3 separate regions of the Homo sapiens genome follow, and all the other regions are linked to region 1. Evidence: chromatin contacts called from ENCODE Hi-C or POLR2A ChIA-PET data. All regions are on one chromosome and are shown on one strand. The core of a region is the stretch at or near the end of the contact, and the rest is flanking DNA. Distances in the headings are between cores, read along the strand shown. Region 1 holds the start of RBM27 (RNA binding motif protein 27). Region 2 holds the start of CDC25C (cell division cycle 25C). Region 3 holds the start of HNRNPA0 (heterogeneous nuclear ribonucleoprotein A0).

The links. Hi-C counts contacts between places; a loop is a spot of excess contacts on that map. ChIA-PET counts read pairs that join two places held with the same protein, here RNA polymerase II (POLR2A). Pooled maps may share reads with other maps.
Region 2: a loop to region 1 is called in a map of naive thymus-derived CD4-positive, alpha-beta T cell, with 32 times the contacts of the local background. The contact joins the promoter of CDC25C here to the promoter of RBM27 in region 1. A Hi-C loop is called at or near these places in 1 of 168 maps with a recorded cell type or tissue (naive thymus-derived CD4-positive, alpha-beta T cell) and 7 of 50 pooled maps. POLR2A ChIA-PET finds 5 or more read pairs at or near these places in 1 of 52 experiments (PC-9).
Region 3: a map of CD4-positive, alpha-beta T cell shows a loop between it and region 1 (19-fold over the local background). The contact joins the promoter of HNRNPA0 here to the promoter of RBM27 in region 1. A Hi-C loop is called at or near these places in 4 of 168 maps with a recorded cell type or tissue (CD4-positive, alpha-beta T cell, CD4-positive, alpha-beta memory T cell, gastrocnemius medialis and 1 more) and 6 of 50 pooled maps.

What each region holds. Positions count from the first base shown.
Region 1 is chr5:146,201,064-146,204,927 of GRCh38, reverse strand. RBM27 (RNA binding motif protein 27) reads right to left here and starts at 1,323. Exons shown (of 21, transcript NM_018989.2): 1 at 1,104-1,323. The coding sequence starts at 1,162. RBM27-POU4F3 (RBM27-POU4F3 readthrough) reads right to left here and starts at 1,323. Exons shown (of 20, transcript NM_001414499.1): 1 at 1,104-1,323. The coding sequence starts at 1,162. RefSeq lists enhancers at 1,108-1,267, 1,738-1,887.
Region 2 is chr5:138,330,316-138,333,892 of GRCh38, reverse strand. CDC25C (cell division cycle 25C) reads left to right here and starts at 2,089. Exons shown (of 14, transcript NM_001790.5): 1 at 2,089-2,298; 2 at 2,675-2,906. The coding sequence starts at 2,713. It overlaps LOC100128966 (a long non-coding RNA gene), which reads right to left and starts at 1,788. Exons shown (of 4, transcript NR_146628.1): 1 at 1,708-1,788; 2 at 365-460. RefSeq lists a silencer at 1,767-2,026 and enhancers at 2,077-2,126, 2,137-2,266, 1,978-2,931.
Region 3 is chr5:137,752,696-137,756,065 of GRCh38, reverse strand. HNRNPA0 (heterogeneous nuclear ribonucleoprotein A0) reads left to right here and starts at 1,703. Exons shown (of 1, transcript NM_006805.4): 1 at 1,703-3,370. The coding sequence starts at 2,000. The coding sequence ends at 2,917. RefSeq lists a silencer at 984-1,343 and enhancers at 971-1,662, 1,924-2,273, 2,784-2,943, 2,353-3,044.

The DNA.
Region 1 (3,864 bases), core at 74-2,573:
AGACATTGTTTCAAAAAAAAAAGGTTATAAAACAAAATGTTGATACATCTGTTACCTCTTTCAAGCCTCCCAATAACATTTCTACTAACACCACCCAAAATATTTTTAAAAGACAGGTCTCTCATTCTTTTCGGTCCCTCATACTACACCCCAATTATCTTCAGGTGTCCTCTCAATCTTACAAAAACATTTACAAAACTGTCCTCTCAATGGCACAAGAATACTTACAAATCTCTTATTCTTTCTACCGCTCCTTTTATTCCTCCAACACCACCTGTATCTAAAAATCCCTACATACTGTTAGGTATACTCCTCCACCAATTAATGCTGCATACCAGTGTAGCCCTTTCAACCTTCAACTAAACTTACAGAAACCTCTTTTTTCCAACCTCTATGTATCTAAAAGTCATCAGTTCCCCTAGCACTATCAAGCCCTCAATAATACTTTAAAATCCCTTAATATCCTTGCTATCACACTTATCACCTCCCCAATAATTTCTAAAACCCTTCAATGCCCACACATCCTTTTCATCTACTCCATAGTATTTTTCAAATCCTTCAATATTCTTGATCCCTCAGAACTTACCAATAATCGCTATACAGTTTCAATGTCCCTGCTATCCGCTTCTGCCCTCATATTTCGAAAATGCCCTCGATATTTTGCTTCTAGACCTTTCAGTCCCGGAATAATAATGTTTATCAAACCCTTGATATTCTGCTATTCCCTTCGACATCTCAATATTCACATTTTAAAAATCCCTCAAGAGCCCCGTTACCTCTCTCTCAGTTCTCAAACAGCAATGTTTTAAATTCCCTCACGGCCCCTGCTACCCCTTCCAGCACCCCGATATTTGCGTTTGAAAAGCCTTCGCTGTCCTTGCCTGCCCCCCCAGTCCCCATATTCACGGCGCCTCTCCGTCCCCAGCGCTCCTCTCCCACCCTCACCCCCACCACAATGGTGATAGTACTACAGGGAAGGCGTCGCCGGGACCTCCCGGCCGCGGCCCCTCAGCGCCGCCCCCCACGCCACCTCCCCTCCCCCACGCCCCCGCGAGCCCCCAACGCCCACGTTCGCCGGCCCCGGCCCAGCCCGGCTCACTCACATCGGCTCCAGTAACTTGGCCAGCCAGGACTTGAGGGCATCCACATCCTCTATGAGCATGGTGCAGGGAAGGCGGGCTCGGCCGCCGCTCTTCTTCAGGCCTGCCGTGGGTCTCCACTACGCCGCCCCCTCACGTTCCCTTCACAGCTCCCGGTGCCCCAGCCCACCGGGCATCTTAGGAGACTTCAACCTACTCCCCCGGCCGGGGCCTAACAGGAACTAACCCAAGAGCCCTCACTCAACCTAGCCCGAAGGCTGAGGTGGGCGGGAGACAGTGCCGAGTGGCAGGCCTGAGAACCAGTAAGAGAGAGGGGGCCCTGAGGGCAAGACCAATGAAAAGGCTCGCTCGCCCCGCCGGCAGGCGGTACCCAGTCAGGGAGGAGAGATATAGCAAGGTAGGTGGAGAGCTTAAGTGAACTCCTGGTGCAAGATGGTATCTTGGAAAAGGTGCTTTGCCTCTTAAAGGGGCAGCGGCGCCTTTTTTTGACCACGCCGCCGCCCGCCGCGGAATACCGGTGTCTGCTGCTGGGAGTGCCTGGGGGAACCCGGCGAGCCCCTCAGCCTGGTTCCTTCCTCTCGTTTTTCTTGGAAACACACACTCGTGTCCCGAAATGACTCAGCTGTAGTAAATCTGCAACACAACGTGCAATACGTTCACGTTCGACACATTGCACAGAATGCAAAATTTTACTTTTTTTCTTTACACACTCATGTTGATTGGCACTCACGTTTGTATTTTCTGCTGCTCTGCTTTAATTACGCAGAATGTTTCTGACAACCATGCCTTGGAATCCAGTAATCGTCATTTTTAAAACGTGGCGCACGGATGTAAAAGGCTGAGGCCATTTCAATTTTGCTAGTACTATTAATAAATGTTGCTTTATTTAGGAAGAAAAATGACTCCAATAGTTTGTTTTTAATTATCTTTTCATTGTATATCTAAAATTCAGTGGTTGGGGGACGGGAAGGGAGAATTTTAATCAGCAAAGAAGGATTACAAAAAAATTTTTAAGACAAATTAGAAACTACTGAAATAGTCAACTTACTTTCTAGTAGGTGAGAAATTCTTTCTGGAGTTTTGAAATCACTGATTTAGCACTGATGTTAAAATGTTTACCCAATAACATATACTGAGTCCCTGCAATTGCCAGCACTGAGTAAGGCACTAGGAGTCCAATGCTGAGCAAAACAGAGCTTCTCCTCTTAAGATGATGAACAGTTTATGGGGTTATGCATTGTAATAACATTTTGAAAAATACCTAATGAGCACGCACCTCATATAAAAGAAATGGATCAACCTCAAATAAACAGACATCCTATATATACATAGAACAGGTATAGGCAAACTTCTGCAAAGGATCAGATACTAAATATTTTGGTTTTGTGAGCCTTGAGGTATCTATGGCAACTACTCGTCATACAATGTCTTGGCTTAAAATTAACCAGGGACAATATGTAAATGGAATGATTGTGGCTGTATTACAAACATTTATTAAAATTATATAAAATTTTAAATTTATATAATTTTCACATACCATGAAATATTATCTTTTCATTTTTTTCTCCATTTAAAAATGTAGGCCAGGCTGGGCGCGGTGCCTCACACCTGTAATCCCAGCATTTTGGGAGGCCAAGGCGGGTGGATCACCTGAGGTCAGGAGTTCCAGACCAGCCTGACCAACATGGTGAAACCAGTCTCTACTAAAAATACAAAATTTGCCAGGCATGGTGGCACACGCCTGCAATCCCAGGTACTCGGGAGACTGAGGCAGGGGAATCGCTTGAACCCAGGAGGCAGAGGTTGCAGTGAGCCAAGATCGTGACAAGAGCCAAAGAAACTCCATCTCAAAAAAAAAAGGGGGGGCTTGGCACGGTGACTCATGCCTGTAATCCCAGCACTTTGGGAGGCCCAGACGGGTGGATCACCTGAGGTCAGGAGTTCCAGACAAGCTTGGCCAACATGGTGAAACCCCGTCTCTACTAAAGATACAAAAATTAACCGGGCATGGGACGGGCGTGGGCCAGGCGCAGTGGCTCATGCCTGTATTCCCAGGGCTTTGGGAGGCCGAGGTGGGCGGATCATGAGGTCAGGAGATCGAGACCAGCCTGGCCAACATGGTGAAACCTCGTCTCTACTAAAAATACAAAAATTAGCTGGGCGTGGTGGCGCGTGTTTGTAGTCCCAGCTACTCAGGAGACTGAGGCAGGAGAATCACTTGAGCCCAGGAGGCGGAGGCTACAGTGAGCCGAGATCATGCCACTGCACTCCAGCCTCAGCGACAGAGCAAGACTCTGTCTCAAAATAAAAAAAAAATTAGCTGGCTGTGGTGGCACACGCCTGTAATCCCAGCTACTCCAGACACTGAGGCAGGAGAATCGATTGAACTGGGGAGGTGGAGGTTGCAGTGAGCTGAGATGGTATCACTGCCCTCCAACCTGGGCAACAGAGCAAGACTCCGTCTCTAATTAATTAATTAATACAAATAAAAATGTAAAGGCCATTGTAACCTCACAGGTGTACAAAGAAGATGCCAGCAGGGTTTAGCTTGCTGGCCACAGTTTGTAAACCCCTTACATAAAGTAGTAAAAGCAGAGGTGCACTTAAAAATAATGTAATGAACCTCCCTCACTAACCCCCTCCTCATAACTTTGCAAATGAAAGAAAAGGTCCAGAGAGGCAAGTGGTTTACCCAGAATTACACCTCTATGGAGTAGAAGTAGCATCCAGAGGTTCTGACAGCAAGCCAAGAGCTTTCTCACTT
Region 2 (3,577 bases), core at 840-3,339, 7.9 Mb after region 1:
ACTTATTTTTGGGGCTAGATTTTTGGAGAATTTGTTTTAGGAATGCTGCAACTTTGTCAGAGTGCTCAGATTTTAGTATATTTCCATCACCTGACATTGAACTAAAGCCACTTGGCTGACACCTTTGTTGTGACCACCCACAACTGCACTTACTTGAGGACCTGGTGCAGAAAGCACTGGTAGCCAGGTGTGCACTTGCCATAATCTATCTGCTTTTGCCACCAATAGAGAATAACTTTGTCTCTACTTCCCACCTGCAGGGAAGTATACAATTTCCCACAAAGTGTGATTATACTGTAGTCGTCAAAGCAGATAACAACTCATCCCACACTCCCTTAATCCCCAGCCTGATTTTCAAACTCACCTGGCATAGCAAGGTTCTGTGCTAACTCCTACACTCACTGTCTGTATCCTAGAGGACAAAGAATCTTCACACATCTCCTTTCTGGGGAAGCAGGTTCTGCAGATGAAAAGGGTATTAGGATAAAAACCAGCTGGCTACACTGTGCCTCTCAGCCACTACCACCACCAAGATCCTGACAACAGACACAAGTTGCATTTTGACTTTTGTTTCTCAAAGCATGATCTGCAAGCCGTCTGCATGGGTAGCACCTGGGGGCCTTGATAATGACCCCACTTTAGACCTATCGAATTATCGTTTTTGGAGCCTACATCTTAAAGAGCTTCCAAGGTTATTTTGAACATTTTTATTATGGAAATTTTCAAATATACATTGAAGTAAGAAGTATGGGGTAATACCTTACCACGCAAAGTATGGTCGTAGGACCAGCTACCTCACCATCAGCTGGGGGCTTGTTAGAAGGGCAGAATCTTGGGCCGCAACCGCAACCCAGACATCCCGAATCAGAATCTGCATTTAGCAGGTCCTCAGGTGGTTAGTGTGCAAATTAAACCTTGAGAAGCACAGATATGATGGACCCTCCTGCCCCCATCACTCAACAGTCAGGGTCAATCTTGTATCATCAATACCTTCCCCCAGCACAGGATTATTTAAAAGCAAATCCCTAACATTAGGAATGTCTTTTTGTTTGTTTCACTCTAATGCCCAGGCTGGAGTGCAGTGGCGCAACCTCTGTCTCCCGAGTTCAAGCAGTTCTCATGCCTCAGCCTCCCAAGTAGCTGGGATTACAGGTGTGTGCCACCACAACCGGCTAAATTTTGTATTTTTAGTAGAGACGGGGTTTCATCATGTTGGCCAGGCTGGTTTTGAACCCCTGACCTCATGTAATCTGCCCGCCTCGGCCTCCCAAAGTGCTGGGATTACAGGTGTGGGCCAACGCGTCCGGCCAATAATTTATAAATATCACCTCGTCAATGTTCAAATTTTCATTAATAACCAATCTTTGAGGTCCTCTGGATTGCGATAAGGATTATACCAAGATGATTTAATTCCTCCACTTTCCCTGCAACGGAATTTCTTTTTACCCACGTGAGCTAGAGTCTCTGAGATGCTGCACACTAAAAGAAACACCAAACAAAGCTCTTGGAAGGGGCTAATGCCTCTCAGCATAAACACACACACCCGTCTCGCCCCAACACTTGCCACGCCGGCAGCAAACGCTCCATCTCCCGTGGAAGGCCAGCAAAACTTAGAAGAAAACGTCCGCGAAAACGGCACGAGAAAGAAGCGAAGAAAATGAAACGCTTACAACACCCTCCACCCAAAATAATCTCTCCTAGTATTACCCTAGTGAATGGACATCACTAGTAAGGCGCGGTTTAAATCTCCCGGGGTTCGTGGGGCTGAGGGAACGAGGAAAACAGAAAGGGTGTGGAGATTGGTGAGAGGGAGAGCCAATGATGCGCCAGGCTCCCCGTGAGGCGGAGCTTACCCCGCAGCCTGCCTAACGCTGGTGGGCCAAACACTATCCTGCTCTGGCTATGGGGCGGGGCAAGTCTTACCATTTCCAGAGCAAGCACACGCCCCCAGGTGATCTGCGAGCCCAACGATAGGCCATGAGGCCCTGGGCGCGCGCGCGGAGATTGGCTGACGCAGCTTAGAGGCGAGCGGGGATAGGTTACTGGGCTGGCGGAAGGTTTGAATGGTCAACGCCTGCGGCTGTTGATATTCTTGCTCAGAGGCCGTAACTTTGGCCTTCTGCTCAGGGAAGACTCTGAGTCCGACGTTGGCCTACCCAGTCGGAAGGCAGAGCTGCAATCTAGTTAACTACCTCCTTTCCCCTAGATTTCCTTTCATTCTGCTCAAGTCTTCGCCTGTGTCCGATCCCTATCTACTTTCTCTCCTCTTGTAGGCAAGCCTCAGACTCCAGGCTTGAGGTAAGTCCGCAGCCGTCTCCGCCACGGAATCACGGAGACCCCATTGTCCCCCTTAGGGTCCAGTCGGGCCCCCACAGACAGAGGTTGGGAGGGCCGAATGGGGACTATCGCGAGTTACGAGACCCGGGTTCTTTCTAGTCAGGAGTCTCGAGCTGTGTGGCGTGGAACAAGTCAAAATCCTCTCTTCATTCCATCTTTAAGGTCCTAAGGTTGCCTCTCGTCGGTGAATTCAGGTTCTAACCTTAAGCCAGGCTGTGAATCACCCTTCGGGGTTGCCCCTCTTCCAGTGTTGATTCGCCTGGCTGGAAAGGGTGGAGGAGTTTAGGAAAGCTGAGGGAACTGTGATGTACCGATTTAGATGACGTTTTCCTCCTAGCTAGGTTTTGTTTTTCTCCTGGTGAGAATTCGAAGACCATGTCTACGGAACTCTTCTCATCCACAAGAGAGGAAGGAAGCTCTGGCTCAGGACCCAGTTTTAGGTCTAATCAAAGGAAAATGTTAAACCTGCTCCTGGAGAGAGACACTTCCTTTACCGTCTGTCCAGATGTCCCTAGAACTCCAGTGGGCAAATTTCTTGGTGATTCTGCAAACCTAAGCATTTTGTCTGGGTAAATATACTTTTATTTTTACACTGTATTGCCTTTGCTATTTCCAAACAGTTGGGTTTGTTTGTTGGTTTGTTTTCAATTATCCCGGCTCAAAGGTCAGGCTTTAAGTCTCAACTCTGCCCTTGACTGTGTAACCCTTTTGAGTCTCACCTTCTTTTCTGTGACAAGAAATAATCTCAGCCAGGCGAGGTGGCTCATGCCTGTAATCTCCGCACTTTGGGAGGCCAAGGAGGGCGGATCGCCTGAGTCTAGGAGTTCAAGACCAGCCTGGGCAACATGGCAAGACGCCGTCTCTACAAAAAATATTAAAAGTTAGCTGAGTGTGGTGGTGTGCACCTATAGTCCCAGCAACTCGGGAGGCTGAGGTGGGAGGATTGCTTGAGCCCGGGAGGTGGAGGCTGCAGTTAGCCAAGATCGCCTCACTGCACTTCAGCCTGGGAAACAGAGTGAGACTCTATCTCAAAAAGAAAAGAAAAGACAAAGAAATAATAATCGCTTCCTATCTTACTAGGATCTTGTGAGAATCAAATGATGTGATAACTGGGAAAAGTCTTTGAAAACCGCTGCATTACGAGTCGGTCACTTTATTAGTATTAATATTAGTGTTATTGCAGTTGTACTTTGAATTCTGATCATACCATGTCTCAACTAGCAAAGAGAAGTAGTACCTG
Region 3 (3,370 bases), core at 454-2,953, 8.4 Mb after region 1:
GGTATATGATCTCTCTCTCTGTAAAACATTCGTCTAACCCAACATCTTTAAAAAGCTAACATTCTACTTTTGGGAGGCCGAGGCGGGCAGATCACTAGGTCACGAGTTTGAGACCATCCTGACCAACATGGTGAAATCCCGTCTCCACTAAAAATACAAACATTAGCCAGGTGTGGTGGTGCCCGCCTGTAGTCCCAGCTACTTGGGAGGCTGAGGCAGGAGAATCGCTTGAACCCGGGAGGTGGAGGTTGCAGTGAACCAAGATCGTGCCATTGCATTCCAGCTTAGGCAAGACTCCGTCTCAAAAAAAAAAAAAAAAAAGCAAAGTTAACATTCTAGGCCAGGCGCGGTGGCTCACGCCTGTAACCCAGCACTTTGGGAGGCCGAGGCAGATGGATCACCTAAGGTCAGGAGTTTGAGACCAGTCTGACCAACATGGTGAAACCCCATCTCTGCTAAAATACAAAAATTAGCCGGGTGTGGTGGTGGGCGCCTGTAATCTCAGCTACTCAGGAGGCTGAGGCAGGAGAACAGCTTGAACCCAGGAGGCGGAGGTTGCTGAGCCGAGATTGCGCCAGTGCACTACAGCCTGGGCAACAAGAGTGAAACTCCATCTCAACAACAACAAAAAAGCTAACATTCTAGTTCAAAGAAAGCAACACATAGATGATGTAAATTACACATAAAAAACCATTCACTGAGGTTAAATGAAAATGTCTGCTGGAGTGTGCCAAGGGGACCTGAAAGGGCCTCCTCTGAGAGGGCATCGTGGGAGGGCTTCAAGGAGGGCGGGAGGGTGGCAGGGAGGCAGGGATGTCGCGCCTCGTCTGGTTCCTAATGTCTGAAGTTCTTTTGGTTCCCTGTTGTCTTTCACACCGCCGCCTCGGGCTCGCTTTTGCGCAGGGCCACGTGGCAAAGTTTTAGTTTAACCGCACGTCGGGCCCACTGTAAACGGTTAATAACCGCCTTCGTGGACCAGGCCTCTGCCCTCCATCTTTGTGCGGGCGGGAGGTGGGGCGGGGACGCCAGGTGTAGCGGACAAGCGGAGAGGCGGCGGGTAGATCCGGGCCCCCAACCCCAACAGTCAAGTTTTCAAAAAGCCCGCGCGTGGCGCCCCAGACCGCATCCGTTGGGAATGGCCCCCAGCGCGCCCCCTGCTCTCTCCCCGGCAAAGCCCTGGGCGGGAGAAGGCGCGGGGGTGGTAGGCCGGCTCTGCACGCCGGGGGCGCCGGGGCAAGCGCGCACCGGGGAGCGCGCCCGTCCAACAGCTGCCGAAAACGGAAGTGGGTGCGAGGGGATCACGGTGATTGGCTGAACTCAGATGTCTCTCAAGGGGCTGGCGCGAACGCCACTGCGGAGTTGGGCGAGGGGATGAGTAAAGGGGAGGGGGAGAAACACTGGGAACAGCCGCGGTGCTAGGAGGAAATGAATCGCGGTGGTGCGCGGAGGGCAGGGAGGGACCCATGTCAAGGGACAGTGGGGCGCTCGGGAATGAAAGTGGGCTGGCAGAAGCGGAAGCGGGAGCGGCACAGGCCGCGGGCTTGAATAGACCGCGGAGGGCGGGGAGTCCGTGATCTAGAGCGGCGCTGCGGCGCGGTAGGCGGGATTAAGGGGAGCGAGGCGGGGATTGGCTGGTAGCCCTAGGCTGCCGTACGTCGGCGGTGACGCACGCCTCGGGGAGGGTGCGCGCGCGTTCAGCGGCCTCTTTGTGTGGTGCCCAGATAGGGGAGCGGAGGTGGCGGCGGCGGCGGTAGCGGTGGCCTTGGTTGTCTTCCAGTCTCCTCGGCTCGCCCTTTAGCCGGCACCGCTCCCCTTCCCTCCCCCTTCCTCTCTTCCTTCCTTCCCTCCCCTTCCCTTTTTCCCTTCCCCGTCGGTGAGCGGCGGGGGTGGCTCCAGCAACGGCTGGGCCCAAGCTGTGTAGAGGCCTTAACCAACGATAACGGCGGCGACGGCGAAACCTCGGAGCTCGCAGGGCGGGGGCAAGGCCCGGGCCTTGGAGATGGAGAATTCTCAGTTGTGTAAGCTGTTCATCGGCGGCCTCAATGTGCAGACGAGTGAGTCGGGCCTGCGCGGCCACTTTGAGGCCTTTGGGACTCTGACGGACTGCGTGGTGGTGGTGAATCCCCAGACCAAGCGCTCCCGTTGCTTTGGCTTCGTGACCTACTCCAATGTGGAGGAGGCGGACGCCGCCATGGCCGCCTCGCCCCATGCCGTGGACGGCAACACTGTGGAGCTGAAGCGGGCGGTGTCCCGGGAGGATTCGGCGCGGCCCGGTGCCCACGCCAAGGTTAAGAAGCTCTTTGTCGGAGGCCTTAAAGGAGACGTGGCTGAGGGCGACCTGATCGAGCACTTCTCGCAGTTTGGCACCGTGGAAAAGGCCGAGATTATTGCCGACAAGCAGTCCGGCAAGAAGCGTGGATTCGGCTTCGTGTATTTCCAGAATCACGACGCGGCAGACAAGGCCGCGGTGGTCAAGTTCCATCCGATTCAGGGCCATCGCGTGGAGGTGAAGAAAGCAGTCCCCAAGGAGGATATCTACTCCGGTGGGGGTGGAGGCGGCTCCCGATCCTCCCGGGGCGGCCGAGGCGGCCGGGGGCGCGGCGGTGGTCGAGACCAGAACGGCCTTTCCAAGGGCGGCGGCGGCGGTTACAACAGCTACGGTGGTTACGGCGGCGGCGGAGGCGGCGGCTACAATGCCTACGGAGGCGGCGGCGGCGGTTCGTCCTACGGTGGGAGCGACTACGGTAACGGCTTCGGCGGCTTCGGCAGCTACAGCCAGCATCAGTCCTCCTATGGGCCCATGAAGAGCGGCGGCGGCGGCGGCGGTGGAGGCAGTAGCTGGGGCGGTCGCAGTAATAGTGGACCTTACAGAGGCGGCTATGGCGGTGGGGGTGGCTATGGAGGCAGCTCCTTCTAAAAGAAAATTTAAAATGCCTGGGAGTGGCTATAGGGGTAGCTCTTTCCAACAGCCCAAGTGGGGTCAACTCCTAAGCCCCACCCCCTCACACACACCGCCTTCCCTGTTTTGCCCTTGGGGGAGCCACTTCTAAGGCTGCTTACCCTTGGGGGTGTTCCTCTATTTGCCTGCCACCTCTCTTGTCTCTCCCTCTGAAGATGGACTCGGCCCCACATACACATTTTTGTGTTACAGTCATTGATGGACTCTATTTTTTTATTATTACTTGGACCTTGGTCGTTTTTATACTAGCAAAATGTCTTGTTTTAATTTGTGTTTTTTGGGGGGAGGGAGGGAGTGAACTTGCTGATTCTGTAGCAAAACCTGGGTGGGGGTTGGGGTGGGGGGTAGTTTACTTTGTTGTAAGGACTTGATAACCTGGCTACAGCGTTTTCTATGAAATCTACTTGGATC